Regions from separate parts of the Mus musculus genome. Here all the other regions are linked to region 3. The links are chromatin loops, found by intact Hi-C in ENCODE. Cell type or tissue: left cerebral cortex. All regions are shown on one strand.

Region 1 (8,000 bases), 170 kb after region 3:
TGGTCCCAGCGAGGTACCCCACTTTAATAAATAAAAGTGGAGATTGGCAGAGGAAGACCCCAATGTCATTCTCTGGCCTTCATACATACGTACACACATGTGAATGTGAACTGCAAGTACATGTGTGCCCAGACCACATGTGACAATGCATACTCCACAAGCAAAATAGAAAGCAATATGCCTTTAGAGGGTTCCATGTGGAACTATACTTCTATCTGAAGTGGTCCTAGAATAGTAGATGATAAGGGTGTCCCACCCCTGCACTGCAGAAAGTCCTCCTGCCTCTGTCCCCATGCATGACCCCATGAGAGCCTGGGGTTTCTCAGGATGCAAATGGGCAAACACCATGCTCTGCTTTCCAGCATGAGGAGGTGGGGAAGCAAGATGCTTCGAGTGTCAATGTATCTGACCCAAGAAGTGCTGAAAAGAAACAAGATAACTTATTCAGCAGCCTTCCTGGTCTACTGTTGCTCAGATCTTTCCCTGACCCGTTTTCCAAACCTCCGTGTAGCAGATGCCTTCTGTGCCTCCCCAGTGCCTCTCTTCTGATTCCAAGGAAGCTCCAGGAAAGCTGCAAACACGTTTATTTTTAAGAAACGTCTTGATCTGCTTTGGCAACAGAGCATCACTTCATGAGAGTGCAGGCCAGGGGTCATTTGTGGTCTGCCTGCTCACGGGGATCATTTTCTTACATTGCACACAGCCTGCTGCAGAGGAGACAGAGTTGGGACCAAGGGATCTATGCCATCGGAACATTTGGTTTCTAGTCCCCGAAGTCCTCTTTGTTTTTGATCGTGACATTTCTTCACGCTCAGATGCATACATGATGTAACATTCTTTGTTGATGTTCTGAAATGTGTTTTTGGAGTTATTTTGGCTGAGTACAAAGTAAGAATGGGGCTCTCTCGACTTTTCTGGTTGAAATGTTAATCTTGCTATCAAACCGCCCTCACCCTACCCCATCTTTCTCCTCGCCTTTCTCCCTTACGTATATTTCTAAAGCTTGAAACCCAAATCCAAGACTGATATTTAATAGACCCTAGCCAGTTTTGCTGGATACGAGGCGGATGAGAAGTCTCTCTAGGGAATATGTGGGCCTTTACTGTGGAGGGGGTGTCTGCCCTTAAGTGGAGTTCCTCACAACCTAATTGTTGAGAAATGTTGCAAGTTCACCAGCACGGAAATCCTACTTCTCGCTTCAGCTGAAAAGGTGCTCATAAAGGTAGCTGGGTTATTCTAGCAATTCGCCTTATTTTGAAAATCCAATTTGAGAGCTTCATTAAAGGGCACTAATTTAGTGTCTCCAGGGAATATGTGTTTAAAGGAGCTTGCCAACAGCCTCAGATGTTTGCCAGTGTATAGGTGAGCTCAACTCCCTGAGCTAGGGTTACCTGGTTACAGGCATACTCCTTCATTGCAAACACAGTACCAGCAAACACTCAAGGGCCCTCACATCTAAGAGCACCTCCTGCTTTGCCACTCCTCCATGGCATCTTTAAAGTGAGGATATCACTGCCACTGTGACTTTATCACTCAGAGGTCCGACATGGAAGATCTCATTTTACACAATGAAAGGTCTGGGCCATAACCGTTAAGAACCACTTCAAATCATTTAAGGAAATGTGCACACCTTCCAAACGCCTACAATAAGAACATTGCTCACTACCTGCCTAATAGCCCCAAGAGGATATTTCAGTCCCACACCAAGACACAAATTTTTTTAAATTGGATAGCTGAATACTGATTAGTTACTTGGCCTCAAATAAACTTGAGCCATCTTAGGCCACTGATTTGTTGGCTCCATTTATATATGGAGAAAAGACAAAAAATACAGTTGAGTTTTAATGTTTTAAATCCAAGTGTACTTATTTTCAAACAGAGCTTTAAAAAAATCACAAGAGATGTTGCTCTAAATATCACCATCCAGTTTGTCCATTATTGTTAAGATTTAGAAACTTTTCCTCGGTCTAAGTGATAGAGTTTTTGTTTGTTTTGTTTTGTTTTTGAAAACCAGGATTTCTCTCAGAATTCCCCTCTCCTTTTCAAAAGCTGCAATTTCTGTTCTGGTTTACAGAACTGGATTCTGTGTGTGGGTGTGTGTGTATGGGAAGGTTTCTACACTGACCACATACACAACTTTACACACTTTCCCAAGAAGAAACTTAGTGTTTGGTTTTTAGAGTTAGATATGATTGGGATATGATTAGAAATATTTTGATTTTTTTTTCTGTTGCATTCGAAGTGGCTGGAAAACATTTACCAATACGTTTTGAGAGGAGTTAGCAGGAAAGACGGAGCTAAAACCAAAGTGCCCATGAGTCCTGGAAGCTGGAGGATCCTTTTGCCTGAAACTTTCTGCTGTGGATTTTTCCTGCCCTGCAGAAGTGGAAACCCAGAGGGAGACACTAACAGATAGAAAATAATGATCTGTGCAGCAAGGACCAATCCAACCTCCTACTCCCCGCAGTGTACACATGCGTGAGCGAACACACACACACACACACACACACACACACACACACACACGACAGCATGACCATAAAGATTCTATGCAAATCACTCTTCTAGAACACCACGGAAGCCATGTGACTTATAAGCCTAGTTTTGTTTTTGTTTTTGTTTTTTCATTTTTAACGACCACCATTAAAGGTAGGTGTACCTAAATAGAAGTCAATAAATAAATAAATAAATAAATAAATAAATAAAAGAAGAGATTTTCGTGGCATATTTTATGGTAGTTATATATTTGTGGTTTGTTCATGAGGTTACTAATCACCAACTGCTAAGCTTTTGTTGTCAATATATTGTGCATTGCAGCAGATTCACACTTAACTCGCTGTCTGCATCTCAGAAGCTCCGGTATTGGATATTGTTAAAATGGGCTTTGGCAGTTGCACACAGAAGTGCACGACTATAATTTTGCTACCCATTAATAACAAGCCAGCCAAGAAGGCCAGAATCCAATGCCTTGCTCTCAGCTGGGGGTAGGAAGCTAGAATGGGCTATCTTGGCTGGTGACCTACGCTGTCGGAAAGTAGGATGTATAGTCGCTAGCGGGTGGGCGGTATTCCGGAAATTTATTCACTCTTCACTGTACTTTTTTCTCCTCTTGGTAGTGTGCCCTTAGATTATGAAAAAAAAAAGAATTGCACATAATAAAAATAGTACTCATCTCCAAAACAAATGGGTAAATCAGAGCTTTTATTTCTTCAGGTGTCAACTCTGCTCCCTGCCCCAGCCCTACCCCTCTGGGCTCTGCAGTGCAAGGTTTCTCTCAGTCAGCGCATCAGCGCCCAGTGGGGCAGGCAGCACTGATCTGGGCGGTCTTGCATCCAGAGGACCAGTCTCGCTGAGCAGCAGGACTTGTAGTCTCTCTCAGCTCTAAAGCCTGGGCATCTGAGAGCTCAAAGCTGAGAATCATTTCTTGGGTGGGGTGAGGTGTTGCTGCCCCGGGCTGTTTTCTGCACTTGGCCTCGGAGAGTAAGCACGGAGTACCAGAAACCCAGAAGCTCTGGCCAAACATCCCTAGGACTCGAGGTGGTACCCCAGCGAGGTAGGTAAGGGCTGGGCTCCGGGGCGCGCCTGGTGGCTGGGAGGGAGAGGCAGGGTGGCGGGGCCGGGGCAGCGCGCCAGTTTCCTCTGATTAATGATGCTCGCGCTGCCGCGCGCGTGGCTCATGCGCTTTGTCTCCAGCCCAGGGGTGGTGAGAGCAGTGGGTATGGCAGCGCCTGGCGCACAGAGCAGGTGCCGGCTGCGCTCAAGCCTCGGCTTTGCGTGGTGGCCCAGAGACCGGGCATCACTGAGCGTCCCCTCAGGGCCATCTCCCTCCGCAGAGGGGTCGCCAGCACGGGTCTTGGGGCAGGAACTATTGGGGGGAGGGGGGCGGGCATGTGCAATGCTTTCGGTGCTCTTGGTGCCCGCCCGGCTGGACGCGTCTTTGGCTGGCGGGGAGGAGCTGGGCGCTGCCTGGGAGCCTAGCCAGCCCTGTGGGAGGGCATGGCCGGGTGGGGCGGTCGGGAGCACCACTGAGGCTGGCTGACTCCGGCGGGACTGCGAGAGTGACCCTCAGGTGGACCTACTCAGCCAGAGAGATCGAAATCCTGCGAGCGAGGGAGAGAGAGAGAGAGAGAGAGAGAGAGAGAGAGAGAGAGAAGAGAGAAAGGAGAGAAGAGAGCGGAGAGAGAGAGAGGAGAGGAGAGAAGAGGAGAGAGAGGAGAGAGAGAGAGAGAGAAGAGGGAGCACTCAGCGGGCAGGGAGACGGAGAGGGAGGGACAGGGACAGCCAGCCCCGTGCACTCGCTCCCTGCAGTCACCTCCTCCCACCCGACCTGGGGAAGTGGCCGGAGCGCAAAGTAGCAAAGTAGCAGAGACGCTGCGGGCTCCAACGACAGTCACCTGGTTCCCGCATTGCTGGTGGGACCACAGGTCGCAGAGGGGCGGACAGATCAGCGCAAGGACTGGCTGCAGGAGAAGGTGGCTACTCCCAAGAGAGAGGAGCAGAGCAAAGCCTGGACACCACCCCCAACCCCTTTCCTGAAGCAGACAGACTGACAGACAGGCAAATAGACAGACAGGAGCTCAGCAGCCTGTGGTGACATACAGACTCTCTAGCAGCGAAGACCTCCAAGCGTCCGGAGCGGTGACAGTCCAACAGCCGCAGCCACGCGTTCCCCACCAGCGCTGTGCCTGGGCAGCGCGAGGACCCCTGCCTCCAAGCCAAGGGCTCCTTTTGCTAGCAGTTAAAATAAATCGACCAAACAACAAAGGCAAGCCACAAACCAAACTGACCCAACCAAAGCATTCACTGAGAAACAATAATTACTCACAAAAGCCCCAAACGAAATCCAGTCAGTCAAGGCACCCGGGACGCTGGGTCACTCCACTGTTCCTTCAGGTAAAGAGCCAAGTCTTCCGACATGAGCATCACAAGCCCTTTGTGTCTGGCTGTTGGGGCTTTCTGCTTCTGCTGCCCCCTCCCCCTTTTTTTTTCTTTCTACCATCTATCTGTGCTTTCCCTTTGACCTGTTTGTCGTTTCTGTGTTGTTTATCTTGTTTCTATGTCTCGGCGGAAGGCATGGGTGGACTCTCTTTCCCTCAAAGCAGGCAGAAATTGAAATCTGGGAAGGGAATTGAAAGGGACGATGCTTTCTGTAACAGAAGTTTCCAGTAATTTTATATGGGTTTTATGGTGCCAAGTTTGGACATTCTCTTGTTTCAGTTGAAAACTTGTCACTTTCCTCAGTTACCACAGAGGTCCTGGGTCCCAAGAGGTCGGAGAAGGGAGGGAGAGGAGGATAATTTTTTGCTTTATTTTTTTTAAATCTTGAAGTCATTTCCATGACAGCCTCTGGTGTAACGTTATCTGTCTCGGGTGATAAATGTGATAGTAGGATTGGATCTGTATCAGGCAAGTGTTTTAAAAAGTTTCTTCGGAAGAGAAATTACATGGCTTAGCATGGATGTCACGGATGTATTAAATTCAAAGCTTGATCACCTTTTACAGACACAGACTAAGACTGGAGCCTAAGTCTTAAGAAAAAAAAAAAGCAATGAGGAAGGTAATGTCATGGCGGGATGGGAGGTGTACGGTGAGGTTGCTAGAAATGGTCCCCCTAAGAACGTGTTGCAGATGGAGACCATCATTTCGCTCTCTGCCTTCTCAAAGGATGCAGCTTCTGCAAGCTAGAATGACAGTCTCTAGAATGGAAATGAATCTGTATTTTTTTTTCAAATTTTGCTCCAATGCAGAATAAATCTAAACTGTGCCCACCCTTTCCTCATCTGCCTTGGAACCCAACTCTGCAGTTTACTGCTTTAAGTAAGCAGCAAAGTAGACAGGGCAGGCAGGGAGGCACTTCTTGTTTCCTTTTTTTTTTTTTTTTTGTAATTCTGTGAAAATCAGAGAGCCTTTGATATGCTCTTCAGCCTAAGTAGACCCTCTCTTTCAGGATTATGTTACTATAGGGCTTGATGTCTGAGTGGCATTTTAGCTAATGTCATTTTCATGAAAGACAGTCATTTGGAAGGCACTAGGGCTAGTTATGCTTCCTTCAAATAGCAGAGTGATCTTAACATGAGAGACCCTGTCTTCGGGGTTATGTAGCCCTTCAAGGTATGTACCTGCTTATGTCTGATTCTCAGTGTCCTTTGTCCTCATCTTCCTTTGCTTTCTAATCGCTTTGACTGGCAGGCTATTTTTATATTTCTAGAGAATACATTTAGATGTCTTTTTAAAGTGATACATGTTTCCATTCTCAAAGATTGGGAAAAGATCATCTCTTGCTATGCTCGTCTGTGCTAATATGATTTGGTTTCTGTGTAAATTTAAAGGCATTGCTTTAGACCATTGTATTATACATGTCTTAGTTTCTCCTTTCCGGGTATGATTTATGTCGTCCGAATGACAAAGTAACTATTCCTCTCGGTGAGTGCTTATTTAACAGTACTTTGGATGAGGCATATTTAAAGAAACTTAAACAGCTCCTCCGGGGAATACCATTAGGTTTCTTGGTGACTTAATTTCATTCACTATATGGTGATTTCTTTTTGCTGGTAATTCAGTTCAGACCCAGACAAGTGTGTGTGTGTGTGTGTGTGTGTGTGTGTGTGTGTGTGTGTGTGTGTTTTATTAGATTTGCACATTGCCAATCTCTCAGTGACTGCTTGTCATAGATCTCAGTTGAGTGTGGTTACTTGAGAACTGTAGCAATCACCCTGTTAGAGCGTGCTGCACTGAGGAGTTCCTTGCAGTCTGTTTTTTAACGCTGTTTAATGAAGGAGTGGGCATCTCACTCTGCAATGAAAGGAGCCCGAGAACAGACAGAGCCCTGTGCTGCTGTGGAGACTGCAGAGCAGAAGGGAGTGGGAAGGTAAAGCGGGCTGCAGAGGTGGTCTTTTGAATCGGGTCCTTATAGCTTATCGATGGAAATCAATCGGTTTGGATGAGAGAATTCTCTCTGAATAGCTGGTTAGATGCTCCTTCAGCGTCTTTGCTGGTTCTTAGAAAGAAGACTCAATAATTTGAGTTTCTGAAAACTTAGAGGAGATGCTAACTGGGGACTTCCTGTGTGTCTACTATTTTTAATATAGGCTGTGAGAATGTTGGGTAATGAATGCAGATTTAATTTCAAATTCCTGAATCATTGTTCTGCTGTGGCAGATGGGTTGGACCTTATGAAACATTCTGAGATTCAAAAAAACTACCACCAGCTTCAGATATGGTGATAATCTGAATTTCTGCTGTGGGAATTTTGGGTTGATTTTTCTGTCATAAACTTGAAACTTTGCACCAGAGCTGTGACAACTAAGGGAATCTGGAGGTTTTAGATGGACTTGGTGAAATAGTTGTGTTATTTTCTCCCTTTAACTTTGAGTGAAATGTCCCTCATTTATCTTTCTAAAGAGTGCATATTTTAAAATGTCTCTGAGGTAGCATTGATTACCTTTAGAATGTTATCCTTGGGGGCCAAATATCTTCACATAATGGCATGTAAGATGCATGAAGCCATATGTCTGCATTGCTGGCACCTTCATGGATCACCAATCTTCAGGTACAAGGTGGGAATGTTCACTCAGAAAGGTATCTTGCTCATTTTCGTATTAACAGCATGCAAGCATCAGGCCACTCCCCCACCCCCCACGGTGAAGCTCATTAGACCAAACACTTAAGTAGTTTCAAAATTAATAAGCATAAGAGAATATGAGCAGCTTATATGAAGCGGGGAGCTAAGTCATATCGTTTTGTATCAATGCCTCTCTGAGAACTCAAAAAGTCGATCTGGAAAGTGACCAACTTTAAAATGAAGTAAACACCTAAGAACAATGTTTGCATGGAGATACTGCAAAATCTATTGTTGTTGTTGTTGTTTTTGTTCATTTGTCTTTCAACATGGTATTTCTGGAGGGGGAAGCCAGCCACATTGGCTGTTAATATTTCCCTCATTGCTCTGCCTTGCTCTAGCTTCTCAAGTCTGAGGGCATTCAGGTCTGAAGCGCTTCTTT
Region 2 (8,000 bases), 140 kb after region 3:
TGTGGGTCAGATGTAAGCTTTCAGTTAGTGTTCCTCCAGCATCACACCTGCCTGCTTGCTGCCATGCTCCCCATCATGATGACTATGGAGTTACCCTCTGAAACTGAAATCAAGTCTCCAAACAAATCATTTCTTTTGTAAGTTACCTTGGTCATGGTGTTTCATCACATAAGTAACTAAGATAACCATGAAGCCATCTTTCCAAACCCTGACTCATTCTACTTATCAAAAGAATTTTATACACTAAATGTAGCCCTGCACAGCAATTTTGGCCCTGTGTGCATAGCTACTGTTTAAGCTGTTTTCTCTATATCTTCCAAATCCTGGAGCTCTGGTGAAAGGGATATGACAGGGCCAACTGTGCTACCTAATGAGGATGTCTTGGTTATTTTCCTGTGACTGATATATTCCCCTGGGATTCATAACTTAATGGGCAAAGAGTTTATTTTATCTCACAGCTCGAGGGAGGTAGTCCTTCACAGCTAGAAAATTTTGCCAGTGGGATCTTAAGGTCAAGTTATATGACAGTGAGGAAAGAAAGGGAATTTGCCACAATGAGGAAAGAAATAGAGTTTGGGCTCAATTCACTTAATCCTCTTTATACAGTCCAGAAGATCTCAATACAGGCCACAGTGTATTGTCTAACCTCCATGAAGCTAATGAAGCTAATCTCCTATCCCATGGGCCTGCTCAAGGGTGAATATAATCAAATAATTTCTCACAGGTATTCATGGAAACATGTCTCCCAGGTATTTCCAGATCCTGTGGAGTTGGCAAACAATACTAAACATGGAAAGAGACAATGAAAAAAGCCCAGCTATCTGCTCCCTGACCTGCTCCCCGCTATCTCTCTTTGTTAGCCCTGTTTAGAGCAATGAGGAATGGGGTGATAACGAGGGACTTTCAGACTATTGGCCAACATAGCAAGTGTGGTGCGTAAGCATGCATTGTCTCTGGAGCCAAAGCTGGTAGATGTGAAACTTTGATGTGGCTCTCAAGACACCCTGAAGTTTAGTTTGTGGCACCCAGAATGATGGGTTTTCTCTTTGCAACAATGATAAAGACAATGGTACATGCTCCCCCTTAAAGAGCTGAGTTCACTCCTGTCCTGTTTTCCTCTGTGTTGCTATGATAAACACCAGGATAAAAATTAAAAAATAAAAATAAAAAAATTTTAAAAATTTAAAAATTTTTAAAAAGGAGGGGAGTGTTTGTTTGATCTTATGCTTCTAGGTCACAGTCCATCTTTGAGAAAAGCCTTGGTGGGAATCTCATGGCAGAAATGATCAAGGAATGCTGCTTACTGGCTGCTCCTTCTCCTTCTCCTCCTCCTCCTCCTCCTCCTCCTCCTCCTCCTCCTCTTCCTCCTCCTCCTCCTCCTCCTCTTCCTCCTCCTCCTTCATCTCCTCCTCCTTCTACTCCTCCTCATCTTCCTCTTCCTCATCTTCCTCCTTCTTCCTCATTTGTTCAGATTCATCTAGGTTCCTCTTCAAATTTTTTCCTCTCATTTTTATTTTGCCTGCATGTATGTCTTTGTGCAACATGTGTTTCTCCTGCCCTCAGAGACCAAAAGAGGGACCTGAACCTCAAGGCACTGGAGTAAGACAGCTGTGAGTTATCATGTGGATTCTTAGAACCAAACCCAGGTACTCTAGAAGAGCATCCACTGCTCTTAACCAATGAGCCATATGTCTAGCCCCACAGCTACAATTCTTATATAGCTCAGACTCACCTACCTAGTGGTGTAGTATTCATAATGGTTTGGGTCCTCCCACATCAATTAGCGATCAAGATAACCCTACAGACATAACCATAAGCCAAGCTGATTGAAGGAAAAAAATCTTCCAATTGATACCACCGTTCTCTTATTAGCTTTGAGTAGTGTCGAGTTGACAGATAAAGCAAGAACTGAGAGAACTCTTTTATACCTAGGGCCAGTGGATTTTCTTCATGACCTGTTGTCTTAGCTTTTATAACAATCCCCAAGCCAAAATACATTCCCTGGATGAGCACATCCATCATCTTCTATTGTAAATGACCACACCACCCCCAAACATTGACAATCACTGCCATTTCCTGAGTGCCTGGATCTGCAGATTGGCAATTTGGACTAGATGCAGCTGGCTGGTTGCTATGGTTTGGCGAATCTTGGCTGGCCTTGCTCCTACATCTCCAATCATCTGGTAAATCAATAGGGCTACGTGGAACATCTGGCCCTCTGTCCACATCAAAAGCCTGGGTTTGGAAATGGGAGGGTACTGAGGAAGCAGAGTGGAGGCTGTGAGACCCTTTAAGGTCCAGATGTGGAATAAACATGCTATGGAATGTGGCCCTAAAGCACAGCAGCTGTCATCTTCATCAGATTAGCCACATCTTCTTGCAAAATATCATCCTCACTAGACCTTCCCTTCCCTCAGAAGAAGTGAGTAGGGAGGGTCACTGGATACTCAGGTGAGATTCCCTCCATTCCCTCCTGTAGCTCTCACGCATTTGTGTGCAATTCTGCCCTAACTACCCATGGTTTCCTAATCATAGGGAATGCTTAGATGTATAGGCAGGGTAAGGCAGCCAAAGTGGGTACCTTTATCTACAGCTATGAGAAAACCGTCATCTGTGCTGCGATGAGACTTTCCAGTGGTGCAGCTGCTATAGGGTTACCACACACCCATAAGTGATCCCTCACCCCTGCACTAAGTTAACCCAGCTCATCTGCTCTCCAGTTGAATGTGGATGCAACTGGTCTTTGCTTTGTTGTTGAGGTTGTAAGGGAGGAGTAGACATGGCTTATGTTTCCGTAGGGTAGAATTTGTACAACAAAATCTATCATCACTTTTGCCTCATCCTTTTGTCTCCATCACATCTTTATGATGATGATTATAGGTCCTACCTAGGCTGAAGGGTCAAAGGAAAGTCTTTTTCTTAGCATAAAATAACTTATAATTGGTACAATTTGCCACATATCATAGCAGGTCAGTTCTCTCCACAGACTATCTTAATTGGCAAAGCTCTATGCTCTGTCTGTAGCTTCTACACACTTTCCTGGGCCATGCTATCATCATCTACAATGCAAGACATTTGGAGCCAATGGCCTATTTTATTTTAAGTTAAAATTCTTTCTCCTGGTGATTAATCCCAAGGCTAAAACTAGCCTGAACTGTCAGGCATTTATTTATTTGGAGGTTAGGGGCTCCTCTTCTTCTTTCCTTTCTGACAGGTGTCCCCAGAAATCCTCTAGAGCAGCAATCTGGCCCTTCTTGTTTCACCAATCTGATCACCCTGGGGTATGATGGTTTAACAGGAGTAATTAATCATTGTGTTTGCGACAATGGGAATCGAAGGAACATTAGCTTCATACCAGAGAGCATGTGTGCAAGTAAGGGGGTGACGAAGGCGTGTGTGTAATGAGAGAGGTGAGAGTCTTATAATTAAGGAGGAGCATAAATAATAATGAAAGTCATTAGTGCCACTCGGATGAAAGAATGTCATAAATGTAATTGGGACATTAAAGTGAAATCCATTATGACAAACATTAACACATACAAAGGAGGGGAAATGTGGTTATCTTGGGTCTGACGGATAGTGTCAGCTTCCAATGGGGCCCAGATGGCATTCAGGAAAATGTTATGAGCAGTTTATTTTAATATTTTTGGTTATGTGATATTTGGGAATCGAATGTCACCAACACATAAGGAATTTCCGTACGCCTGGCCTCCAGGAGGCTGGTGGAGAGGGAAGGTGAGCCAGGCAGGGGCAGGCTGGAGGGCTTCCATGGAGGTCGCTCGCTAGGCAGGCTTGCTGAGGTACCGTGGTGACTGGAGGTGCATGGTGCTCTCTGGCATGGAGCCTGTGAAGTTCCCTGCTGAAGCAGACACACAGCTTGGGTGCCTTCTTTAAAAAAATAGCAAAGTTTGGGGAGAGACAGAGATGAGAATGAGGACATTTAAACAATTATGCAGGAAATTATAGGATGCTAAAATTGAACGAGGACAGACTGCTCGATGGCAGGATTCCCACTCGTGCTGAGCTCTGCAGAGGGAACGGGTGTTGGCTTTCTCTACAGGACTGTAATTTTTTTGAGCATGAAATAATTCTGAATGCAAAACAAAAGAAAGGAATTAAATATGGCTAGAAATGGAAGCAAAGAGGAAGACATGGAATCAGTTAAAATATAATTAAGCTGAAGGGAGTTGTTTGCATTGCACACCTGTGTGTGTGGATGAGCATGTGTGTGGGTGTGCATGTGCATACCACACATACACACACACATGCACTCACACAAAGAAAGGCACTGATAAATAATTGGCCACTTGAGAGGAGCAATGCTTTCTTCTGGGTTTTCCTTTGGGGACAGCATAGAATCAAGAGTCTCGTGTTTCTGCCACACAGGGGTATTCTGGGGACACAATGAATCTATCCATATATATCAAAGGCTTTGTACACTGACTGGAAAATGGTAAGCCCTCAATAAAGGAGAGCTATAATAACGATCATTATAAACATTATTGTTATCATATATCAAGGCTGATGGAGCATGCCGTGTATTTGGGGATCTAGAATTATTCACACTTGATGAGGAAGAGGGAGGGAGGCATTCCCATGGGTGTGGAGCCCACTGTCTGCAATAAGAATTAGCAAATATGTTAGTTTAGTGAACACACATTGCAAAGCTGCTCAGTGGGTGTTGTTGCCTGCAATCAGGAAGACAAAGACTCAGGTTAGTGACATACATGTGAAGCAGTTGCGGCCGTCACTGGTACATGGTAAGTGCTTGGTAAATGATAGCTCCTGTGATTGTCATACCCTAAGTCATAGTGCAGACTGAGTCTTAGGAGAACTCACGTTCAATTCTCTTTGGTTCTCACAGCACCAAGTTACTCAGATGAGTCACCTGGGACAAGGGCACCCTCCCTACAAGTGAGAGCTGGGATGGACTGAAAGGGCTTTGACGCCTCTGGTCAAACCCTTATGTTAAGGTCTCTGCTGTGATGCTGTAGAAATGTGGGTTTTGTAGTACAGGTGTGGGAATGGTGCCCAGAGTTGAATACAAGGAAAGAGACTTGTCCCTGTTGCTAGGAAGGCTGTTAGTAGAAAGTCTTCCTTTGCCAGCCTTCTGGCTCGATTTGGTGGCCAAGAGTCATCTCATACAAGGTCATGGACATGCCTGAGATTGGCTGTACTTGATGACAGATGGCTTTGGGATTAGAGAGACCTAGACATCTCAACTCAATAGGAAGAACTCCAAGGAGCAACACAGTTCTGGGCCTCATGACAGGTAGGGAATGGCACAGGCTAAAGCTCTCCTGGATCTACGTTTCAGCTCACCTCCTGTCACTCTGCAGTCATTTCCCTTCATTGGAGTGAGTGCCAAGGGTTCTTTCAGTAAACATTTTTGTTGTGGGATTTTTCCTGGGGAGGTATAAACAAACGTCTACTCACCCCTAGACAGGTGGAGCAAAGGCAGACACAGAAAATGACTCCACCCATGTGTAACTCGGTGAGCCAATTCATTTATCAGAACCACTTACAGGGAAATGCAGCATTCCAAACCTCGCACGCGCACACACACACACACACACACACACACACACACACACACCACAGACACACACACAGGCACACTCACACATACTATAGAAACACACACAAACCCCACAAAAACACACAGACACACACACCACACACACACTACAGACACACACACACCACAGACACACACACACATACACACACTTCAGGGAACCTGTCAGAACAGTTACCGTTCTCCTATGGACCTACAGTGTCTCTCTTTTCAGAATCACCATCATGCTATCCAGGATGGCTCTCTTTTCTAATCAGTTTCTTTTTTTTTCCATTTTTTATTAGGTATTTAGCTCATTTACATTTCCAATGCTATACCAAAAGTCCCCCATACCCACCCACCCCCACTCCCCTACCCACCCACTCCCCCTTTTTGGCCCTGGCGTTCCCCTGTATTGGGGGATATAAAGTTTGCGTGTCCAATGGGCCTCTCTTTCCAGTGATGCCGGGGCCTAGCAAACACAGAAGTGGATGCTCACAGTCAGCTAATGGATGGATCACAGGGCTCCCAATGGAGGAGCTAGAGAAAGAACCCAAGGAGCTAAAGGGATCTGCAACCCTATAGGTGGAACAACATTATGAACTAACCAGTACCCCGGAGCTCTAATCAGTTTCTTCTTCATACTAAAGGATTTCTCCTACTGTTCAGGGCTCTATTGCATCGTGGTCTAATTCTCCTAATGAGGCCTTTCCAGAGGACAATTCATCTCTTTTCTTCTCTACTAAACTTAGAACACTTTCTGTAAGTTACAACTTCTAATAGGAAGTAATCGTTGGAACCACAATCTCTCTACTTCAGAAAACTCTCAGTGCAAACAGGATGGCTTTTCTCAGATCCTTGTTGGACAGATATATTTGCTTTCTTAAATGCATACATGTAAGTGTGTGCACGTGTGTGTGCATGTTCATGTATATGCATGTATGTATGCTTACTCATGGGTGCCAGGAGACAACCTCAGGTGTTGTCCTCAAGAATGCCATCTACCTTCTTTGGGACAAGATATCTCGTTGGCCTGGAGCTCATCAGTTAGGCTAGACAGCGAGGGTAAGGCTCAGGGCTCCACTTCCACAGGGATCCACTGGGATTTCAGAGCCAAGATAAGATGGCTGGCTTTTTTATGTGGGTCCTGGTGATTGAAGTCAGGTCTTTATGCTAGCAAGGCATTACTGAGCCTGGCAATAGCTAATTTTCACAGACTTGAAGTGGTCTGATATTTTCTGTGATTTCATTTTTAGCCAGTTAATCATTAAAAATATGCAACTTAATATCTACATATTTTGGAGGGCACTAGTCATGAATACATTATTGATTTCTAATTTGATTTCATCAAGGTTAGCAGACAGTCTGATCTCTTCTAAATTAGAGCTAATTCCTTATTTCCTAGCATATTATCTGTATTTGTAATGCCTCAAGTGCTTGAGAAGAATACAGATTTTTCCCCCTATGAGGTCATAAACTATTCTACAAAGTCATTATGTCATACTTGTTAATTTTGACATTTAATCTCAACATCTTTACCATGTTTTCTTTTTATCTACCAGTATATGTACTTTCATATGACATCATTGTAACATAAAGTTATGTTTCATTCTTAAACATAGATTATTTACAACTAAATGTACCTTGGTTTTCTGTTGAAATGCCAGCTGCCCTGGAAAAGGTGATATTCCCTAGTAGTCTGGAGAAGGTGTATTCATCTTCTCCTTCCCATCTGGGCCTTTGCCAGAGATCACTAATTGATGACAGTCTTTCTCCCCACAGAGCCCAGATGCTCCTTGGAACACACTGATCCAACACATCTCTACCAACTGATCTGATTGCAGTATGCCCTTCCAGGAAAGATTTTCTGCCTTCCCTCCTTAAAGCATCATCGAGTCAAGAGAAGAAAGTAAAACTGATTATCTAGCATGTTGGGATAGAAACATCAAATAATTGTTTTCTTGACTAATATATTAGTCAAAACAAGTGACCCACCACTGTTAAATACAAGACATCAATGCATCTTTGTGACCTTTCAGAAATAACTGCTGGGTGGAATCCAAATAACCAAGAAATAAATCAAAGTGAACAATCCGATATTAGATAAACCATGGCAAATGGAAGTCATCCAAATCTAATTAACCAATTACAGTTACAGGCCATAATGAATACAAGTTCTATTTTGTTAATAGATGTGATGAACATTACTAGAAAGAAGTAAGCCATCTGACCCATGATCTATATGTCTTTAATTATTGGGATGATGTTATCACTGAAGGAAAAGGACTGGTGGCCTAATGTGTTGCTTGTAGACAGATTGATAAATTATCAGGTTGGCAAACATACTGAGGTGTTCAATAAGCAGGAAGGTCTTTATCTACAAAATACTATGAACATGATGTACCTGGGTCAGGATGGTTTTGGATCAGTGGAACTAATATCA
Region 3 (8,000 bases):
TGAAGACTCCATATTCTGATACATCCTAGAGGACCCACTGCACTCAGAACAGTTGAGCAGTTGAGGATCAGTTGCACTCAGCACAGTTGGACTACAGCTTGACTGCTCTACTGAAGACCCAACAGTCTGAAGGCAGCCAGGGCAACATCCTCTAGGATGTATCAGAATACGGAGTCTTCATGAGAGCATACCAACTAGGAGTCTGTCCCAGCAGCAGGGACCAGGCAGCTTCTCTGCCTCTGTGAAGAGCCCCCAGTTGGAAGGCCCCCCCAGGTGGTCTGATATATCCAGGGCCACAAGTCTACCAGGAAACCTGAAGCAACTCAGGGACAAAAGAGGCAGACTCCAGACAGTCACCCAGATCAACAAACACCAGGGATATTCAGATGGTGAAAGGCAAGTGAAAGACCATGAGCAACAGAAGACAAAAATACATGGGCATCATCAGAACCCAGTTCTTCCACCACAGCAAGCCCTGATTTACCAAAACACCTGAAAATCAGGAATCTGTCCTAAAATCCTATCTCATGAAGATAATAGAATCCTTTAAGGAGGATATCAATAACTCACTGAAAGAAATATGGGAAAACACAGGTAAACAGGAGAATGACTTGAAAAAGTTATCTAAGACCTAAAAGTGGAAGAAGAAATAGTAAATAAAACACAAATGGAGGCAAACCTAGAAATGGAAAACCTAGGAAAGAGGTCAGGAATTACAGAGGTAAGTATTACCAACAGAATACAAGAGATAGAAGAGATAATCTCAGGTGTAGAAGGAATAGTAGAAGAGATTGACACAACTGTTAAAGAAAATTCAAAACATAAAAAACTCCTAATCCAAATCATCCAGGAAATTCAGGACACAATGAAAAACCTAAATCTAAGGATAAACAGAATAGAGAACGAAAATTCCCAGCTCAAAGGACCTGAAAATGTCTTCAACAAAATCGTAGAAGAAAACTTTCCCAACCTAAAGGAAGAGATGTTGCATTCCACTCACCAGTCATCCCAAGATCCTGGGTGTGCTAGGGCACCTGCAGCATGGAGAGTCCTCTGAGGACAGTGGGAGCTTCCACCAAGTTCGTGCCCAAGGAGGCCCAGGGCTGGTGACAACCAGCAGGTTTCCTGTGTCCTGTGTGTAACCCAATCACAAAAGAACACACATGATATGCACACACTGATAAGTGGATATTAGCCCAGAAACTTAGAATACCCAAGATACAATTTGCAAAACACATGGAACTCAAGAAGAAGGAAGAGCTAAGTGTGGATACTTTACTCCTTCTTACAATGGGGAGTAAAATGCCCATGAAAGGAGTTACAGAGACAAAGTTTGGAGCTAAGACAGAAGGAAGGACCATACAGAGACTGCCCCACCCAGGGATCCACCCCATAAAAAACCACCAAACCCAGACACTATTGCATATGCCAGAAAGATTTTGCTGACAGAACCTAGATATAGCTGTCTCTTGTGAGGCTATGCCAGTGCCTGGCAAATACAGAAGTGGATGTTCACAGTCATCTATTGGATGGAACCCAGGACCCCCAATGAAGGAGCTAGAGAAAGTACCAAAGGAGGTAAAGAGGTCTGCAACCCTATAGGAAGAATAACAATATGAACTAACCAGTACCCCGCAGAGCTTGTGTCTCTAATTGCATATGTAGCAGAGGATGGCCTAGTAGGCCATCAATGTGAGGAGAGGTCCTTGGACTTGAGAAGATTATATTCCCCAGTACAGGGGAATGCCAGGGCCAGGAAGCAGGAGTGGGTGGATTGGGAAGCAGGGTCAGGGGAGAGTATAGGGGACTTTTAGGATAGCATTTGAAATATAAATGAAGAAAATATCTAATAAAAAAAGAAAGAGATGGACACAAAGGTTCAAGAAGCCTATAGAACATCAAATAAATGGGATCAGAAAAGAAAATCTTCTGGTCACATAATTATTAAAACACTAAATGCACAAAGCAAAGAAAGAATATTAAAAGCTGCAAGGGAAAAAGGCCAAGTAACATACAAAGGTAGATCTATCAGAATTAGACCAGACTTCTCAACAGAGACTATGAAAGCCAAAAGAGCCTGGTCAGAGGTCCTGCAAACTCTAAGAGAACACAAATGACAGCCCAGGCTACTATACTCAGCACAATTCTCAATCAGCATAGACGGAGAAACAAAAATATTCCAGGAAAAAAACAAATTCCAACGGTATCCATCTACTAACCCAAACCTACAAAGGATCTTGGAAAGAAAACTCCAACAGAAGGAAGATGCCTGTACAAAGAAAGGACAATATATTGCATCTTACAACAAAGTCAAAAGCAGAGAGTCACAAGCATATAAAGCTACCTACAAAAACAAACATATCAGCAATGAACAGTCATTAATGGACTCAACTCCCCTACAAAAAGACATATGCTAGCAGAATGGATAAGCAAACAAGACACTCCATTTTGCTGCATATAAGAAACACACCTCAACAACAAAGGCAAGCACTATCTCAGGGTAAAAGGATGGAAAAAGTTCTTCCAAGCAAATAGTCCCAGGAAACAAGCAGGAGATTCCATACTAATATCCAATAAAATAGACTTTCAACCAAAAGTTTTCAAGTGTGATGAAGAAGACAATTCACATTCATCAAGGGGAAAATCCACCAAGAGAAAGTCCCAAGTTAAAGCTTTAGCATTTGTATTTTAGGTTACATATTCAATCCTGGTATGTAGAAATGCAAGATTCATGAAAGTAAGCCACTTAGAAAGATGTCCTTGGCAAGTTGACCATGCACTGAAGGCTCTTCAGCCTTGGCTGGTCTCTGAACTGAATGTTCATCCTTCAGCCTCAGAGAATGTTGTTCATTTAGGCCTCCTACAACCTCACCCTGACAACATCTAACATATTTTACATAGATTTTTCTGACTTCATCACTCTACTTTCTTTTTTTTTTTTTTTTTTTTTTTTTTTTGAGTGGCATCCCCAGAATGCCATCTGTCCTAGAAGCCTCAAACAGCACTTTTTATCTTCTGGCCACCCTCTCTCTTCAGCCTCTGCTTCCATACATATACACTCCATATGGTAGCCTGCTATAGTACCACCAGACATTTAAATGTTCTTCAATTCCTTGAGTCTATTATTAAATTGTGAAAGAGAATTCATCTTCAAATGTTATATTTCCTTTTGGATTCTTTCCTGAGTGAAAATTTCAGAAACTGGGTTCCTAAGTGTACAAAAAGAATTTCTCTTCAAACCTTTTTGAAATGACATCAGCTCAAAGACCGACTAGTGGAAATCTTTGCTACTTCTGAGCCATAAAAGTGATGTCTTCTAACTCAGAGAATGGCCCATTGAAAAATGTCATCAGAAAGATAGATGACTGGGATTTTTGGTGGCTCACAATTATATCTTGAATATTTCTAAGACACTCAGAAGTTAAATCTGTGGTGACTAATGTTAATTCTCAAACTATACAACCTGGACTCATGTATGAATTTCTTGGTGAGAAATGACTTAAGTCTGGTGAGTTTGTGGTCATGTCTGTGGGGGATTGTCTTGATCGATGTAAGAAGGTCCATCCTGAACCTAGGTGACATTCTTCCTGGGGTTGGGGCCCTGGACTGTAAAAAAGTGGAGAAATCAAGCTAAGTGCAGGTAAGCAAGCAAACAAGCACAGCAGCGTGCATCCTTTACTTCTCCTCTTGATGGTGGGAGATGTAGTGTGACTAGTGAGTTGTGGGTAATGTCTTGACATCCCATGACAGTGGATTGATTGTAGCATAAACTTGTAAGCTGAGATAAATGCCTCCCCCCCTCAAGTTGTTTTAGTCAGGGTATCATCTCATAGCAACAGGATTAAAGTAAGATCAAGAGTCCTATGGATTCTGTGTTCAGTGTATTTCTTACTGAAGGATTGAAATATCATTTATAAGTCCATGCAGCAACTTTGTTTTTAGTTAGATACACAATACCTTCCAATGTTTTGGAAAAATATATAAAATTCCTCTCTCCCTTTATCCAGTTTAAAGGATGAGCAAAAGTCTAGGAAAGGTTCCCTTAACCTTGGACACCTCAGCTCCACTCTGTCAAAGGGAAGGTCTGTCTGCTCTCTTTCATGGATGTGCTGTGCTGGCTTCTCTCAAATGGTCACCGGTAAACGTCTCAAAATCCCTTCCAAATCCTCTGCTCAGTGCTGTCACCTTGGCTTTCCTTTTTACCTTGGGCTTCCTGTTTTCAGTTCTTGCCGTGTCTCCCTTAATACATACTTACATTCATATTTCCAATTCCCTCTTTAGATTTTGAGGTGATTAACTTAAAAGAGGCAACCAACTTCACAGGATGACTTTCGAATTAGAAGCCTAGCTCTTTAGCTTAAAATGCATGTAGTAGGAGGACACATAGAATTGAATTACAAACCAATCTGGAGGCTTTCGATCACTGCACACATTTTTGAATAACTGTAAAGTCAAGACTTGGTTCCTAAATTTATGTATGATTTATATTTAACATGTTTTCTCTCCTTTTTAAAATCTGGAACTAGTTTGTGTCTGTTTGCAATGGTCCATTTGTTACACAGACTGGGTAATTTGTAAAGAGAAGAATTTGTTTGCTTGTTTTGTTTTCTAATTTGATTCTCTGATACAATACAACCTACCTGAAGTTTCCCCTCCTTTCACTCCTCCAAGCCCCACTACCAATTACCCTCTCCTCCCGATCCATTCTTTCTCCTTTTCCCTTCAGAAAAGGGCACGAGGGAATTTGAACCAAGATATAAGACTAGGTGCAAACCCTCACATCAGAAGAGTCTTACATTAGCTTCTTATGCCCCTTCTTCAAGGTCGGAGAGCATTATAGCCCTCTTGTTAATGGAGCTCCAAGGCAGTGTGGAGCCCCTGGTGGGGAGAGATTCAGAGGGGCCAGCAGACTTGGATGAAATGGTCATTTTATGAATCTCACCCTTGAGGGGATCTGCTTCCTCCTCAAGACACAATTCTTACCTCTTACAATTTCACAATGGGTATGTAATTTTTGCATATGTCTCAGGAGAACAAATTACTTTTATAATCGATGATGTATAATAAGAAGGCCCAAGGTAGACCTTTCTTTGTTTCCTCTGTGTTTTTAGTTCCTTTACCTTTCTACTTGAGTGGCAGTCACTTATTGTGACTTTCAGGATCTAGACCAGTTTCTAAGGCTCAAGGTGTGAATCTCTAGTCAGAAAAACAAAACAAAACAAAACAAAAAAACCCTTCAATTCGATGAAATAGATGAAGGAGGCAAAATGACAGTCTGATGGCATGAAGGCAGAATGCAAATGCATAGGTAGGACATTAATTTAGAAACATGCTCAAGTACATGGCACATTTCTCCTGCTGAACCTGAAGGTAGTCAGTGACCCAATGACATTGTACTATGATGCTTATATCATAAGAGATCTTGTAACTGCCTGTGAAATATCCCAGAAAAATTCCAGTAAGTTGTTCTCAGAAAGACCCTGCTTAAATATCTGTAACAAGTCATGGATTGACTCTTTTGATAAATATTTCTAATGAGCCTCTCTACCGAATGAGTTTTGGCTGTAGAAGTTTGACCATTAAAGTGTGGCTAAGAACATTGTCATGAGGTCTGAAAACACATCCATGGATTGTGAACAGAACTGTTGTATGAGAGATCATGAGAACTATTGAACTTAGTCTGTGAGACAAATGGAGAGGCAAGATTCCTGGTTTGTTGGCATCAATCTGTAGGGAAGGAGGGTAATTCAGGAGAGGGCCAGGTTGATGTTGGTATCTTCATGTTCATATCTGATACGTTTGCTTTCTAGAATGCACTGTGTTTTCCCTTTGGGAAGAATCACAGACAACTGTAATCTTTGAGAACTCATTGAACAATAAGATGGTGAGTGAGAATTAGTACTGCTGACCCTCATTGTTTCATGACCCATGTGCCTTCCCTCTCCCGTAAAAAAGGCAACCTTCTGTTTATGTCTTCATGTACCGTCTCCTACATGTGGTTATTATAGACACCTACCATAATTCAGAACCCTGAGTCTTTCCCTTCAAGATGAAGGTTCAAGATAGCAGCAACCTTCAGGACTACGGACCAGTCAGGATGCTTGGTGATGTCAAAATTCATATCATCCTATAGGGTACTTATCTCTCAGTTCTCTGGCTTTTATTCCTTAACAAACTTATCCTCTATCCTAAATAAGAAAGTAACAATCTTACCTGTCATTATTGTCAACAACTAAAATCATTCCGCACCATAAGCTCACTTTGCTGTACTTCTAGGTAATTTAACAAAGTACTCAGCAACAAACAGCCTTCAATTCCAATGGCTGATGAGTCACTTATTTCTAATCTTAACATATTTCCATCTCCCCAAACCACTACCTTCTCATGCTCCCAAATAATTCTTTTTAGTTTTTACTATTTTATCACTTCTTTCTTTCTTTCTTTCTTTCTTTCTTTCTTTCTTTCTTTCTTTCTTTCTTTCTTTCTTTCTTCCTTCCTTCCTTCCTTCCTTCCTTCCTTCCTTCCTTTCTTTCTTTCTTTCTTTCTTTCTTTCTTTTATTAGATATTTTCTTTATATACATTTCAAATGCTATCCTGAAAGTTCCCTATACCCTCCCCTCGCCCTGCTCCCCTACCCACCCACTCTGCTTCTTGGCCCTGGCATTCCCCTGTACTGGGGTATATAAAGTTTGCAATACCAAGGGGCCTCTCTTCCTAGTGATGGATGACTAGGCCATCTTCTGCTACATATGCAGCTAGAGATATGAGCTCTGGGGCGTACTGGTTAGTTCATATTGTTGTTCCACATATAGGGTTGTAGAACCTGTCAGCTCCTTGGGTGCTTTCTCTAGCTTCTCCATTGGGGCCCCTGTGTTCCATCTTATAGATGACTGTGAGCATCCACTTCTGTATTTGCCAGGCACTGGCATATCCTCATACGAGACAGCTATATCAGGGTCCCTTCAGCAAAATATTGCTGGTATATGCAATAGTGTCTGGGTTTGGTGGCTGATTGTGGGATGGATCTCTGGATGGGATAGTCTCTGGATAGTCTATCCTTTCGTCTTAGCTCCAACCTTTGTCTCTGTAACTTCTTTCATGGGTATTTTGTTCCCTATTCTAAGGAGGAATGAAGTACCCACCCATTGGTCTTCCCTCTTCTTGATTTTCTTGTGTTTTGCAAATTGTATCTTGGTTATTCTGTTTCTGGGCTAATATCCACTTATCAGTGAGTGCATATCCAATGACTTCTTTTGTGATTGGGTTACCTCACTAAGGATGATATCCTCCAGATACATCCATTTGTCCAAGAATTTCATAAATCCATTGTTTTTAATAGCTGAGTAGTACTCCATTGTGTAAATGTACCACATTTTCTGTATCCATTCTTCTGTTGAGGGACATCTGGGTTCTTCCTAGCTTCTGGCTATTATAAATAAGGCTGCTAAGAACATAGGCTCCCAAATCATTCTTATATAACACATTTTACCTATTTTATGTCTTCAATGAACTTGTTCTTATTTCTTTAAAATCCTAATATACTAAACAGGAAAGTCAGTACCACTAGTAATATATAAAATTTCACCAACTCCATGCATCTTTGCCCATGGAGCTTAGGAAAACCACACTTGTGCGGGTTAGTCTTACTTCAAAGGCATACCACTAATTTCAGATAGGTTTATAATGCTATTTTTCACTTATAATCCATTTTTTTCGTCTAAATTGTCTCCATACCCTGAAGTATTTTCTTTCCCATTCTTGCCTACTAGATTGTTATTGTCCTACTATATTAACAAACACAGAAAATTAGAAGAGAGTCTGCAAGTTCCTAGCTATGCCTACCTGTTAACATTCATACCCATATGTTTTGTGACACTCTTCCTGGGAGACATAAGCAAATGTTTATTCATGACATAAGGCACTGGCAACAGAAAAATGCAAGGACATCACCAGAGTTCAACTTTGTCAACCAATGAGTTTTATTGAGGTTATTTCCAGAA

The links. Hi-C counts contacts between places; a loop is a spot of excess contacts. Peaks named below come from ENCODE experiments on the same cell type or tissue, not always from the same donor. Only the 100,000 strongest peaks of a DNase experiment are listed, where the experiment ranks them.
Region 1: a loop joins it to region 3, with 9 times the contacts of the local background. A loop is called at or near these places in 3 of 42 quality-filtered maps.
Region 2: it touches region 3 in a loop (2.3-fold over the local background); 2 of 42 quality-filtered maps call a loop at or near these places.

The regions. Positions count from the first base shown.
Region 1 is chr9:112,231,203-112,239,202 of GRCm38, reverse strand. It overlaps Arpp21 (cyclic AMP-regulated phosphoprotein, 21), which reads left to right and starts at 5,891. Exons shown (of 21, transcript NM_001362020.1): 1 at 5,891-6,111. It also overlaps a transcript of 2900079G21Rik not described here. In left cerebral cortex, a CTCF peak has its summit at 3,581; DNase peaks (open chromatin) are centred at 3,619, 3,947, 4,518, 6,824 and 2 more places; H3K4me3 peaks cover 5,374 bases; H3K27ac peaks cover 7,034 bases.
Region 2 is chr9:112,258,074-112,266,073 of GRCm38, reverse strand. All of the region lies in intron 1 of 2900079G21Rik (RIKEN cDNA 2900079G21 gene), which reads right to left. Among named protein-coding and RNA genes, the nearest start is that of 2900079G21Rik, 5.5 kb to the right of the region's middle. In left cerebral cortex, no CTCF peak of the experiment used is centred here; a DNase peak (open chromatin) is centred at 3,959; H3K27ac peaks cover 626 bases.
Region 3 is chr9:112,401,041-112,409,040 of GRCm38, reverse strand. Gm39431 (a long non-coding RNA gene) reads right to left here. Exons shown (of 5, transcript XR_871284.1): 4 at 1,001-1,132. Among named protein-coding and RNA genes, the nearest start is that of Gm39431, 97 kb to the right of the region's middle. In left cerebral cortex, a CTCF peak has its summit at 3,340; a DNase peak (open chromatin) is centred at 2,967; H3K27ac peaks cover 2,007 bases.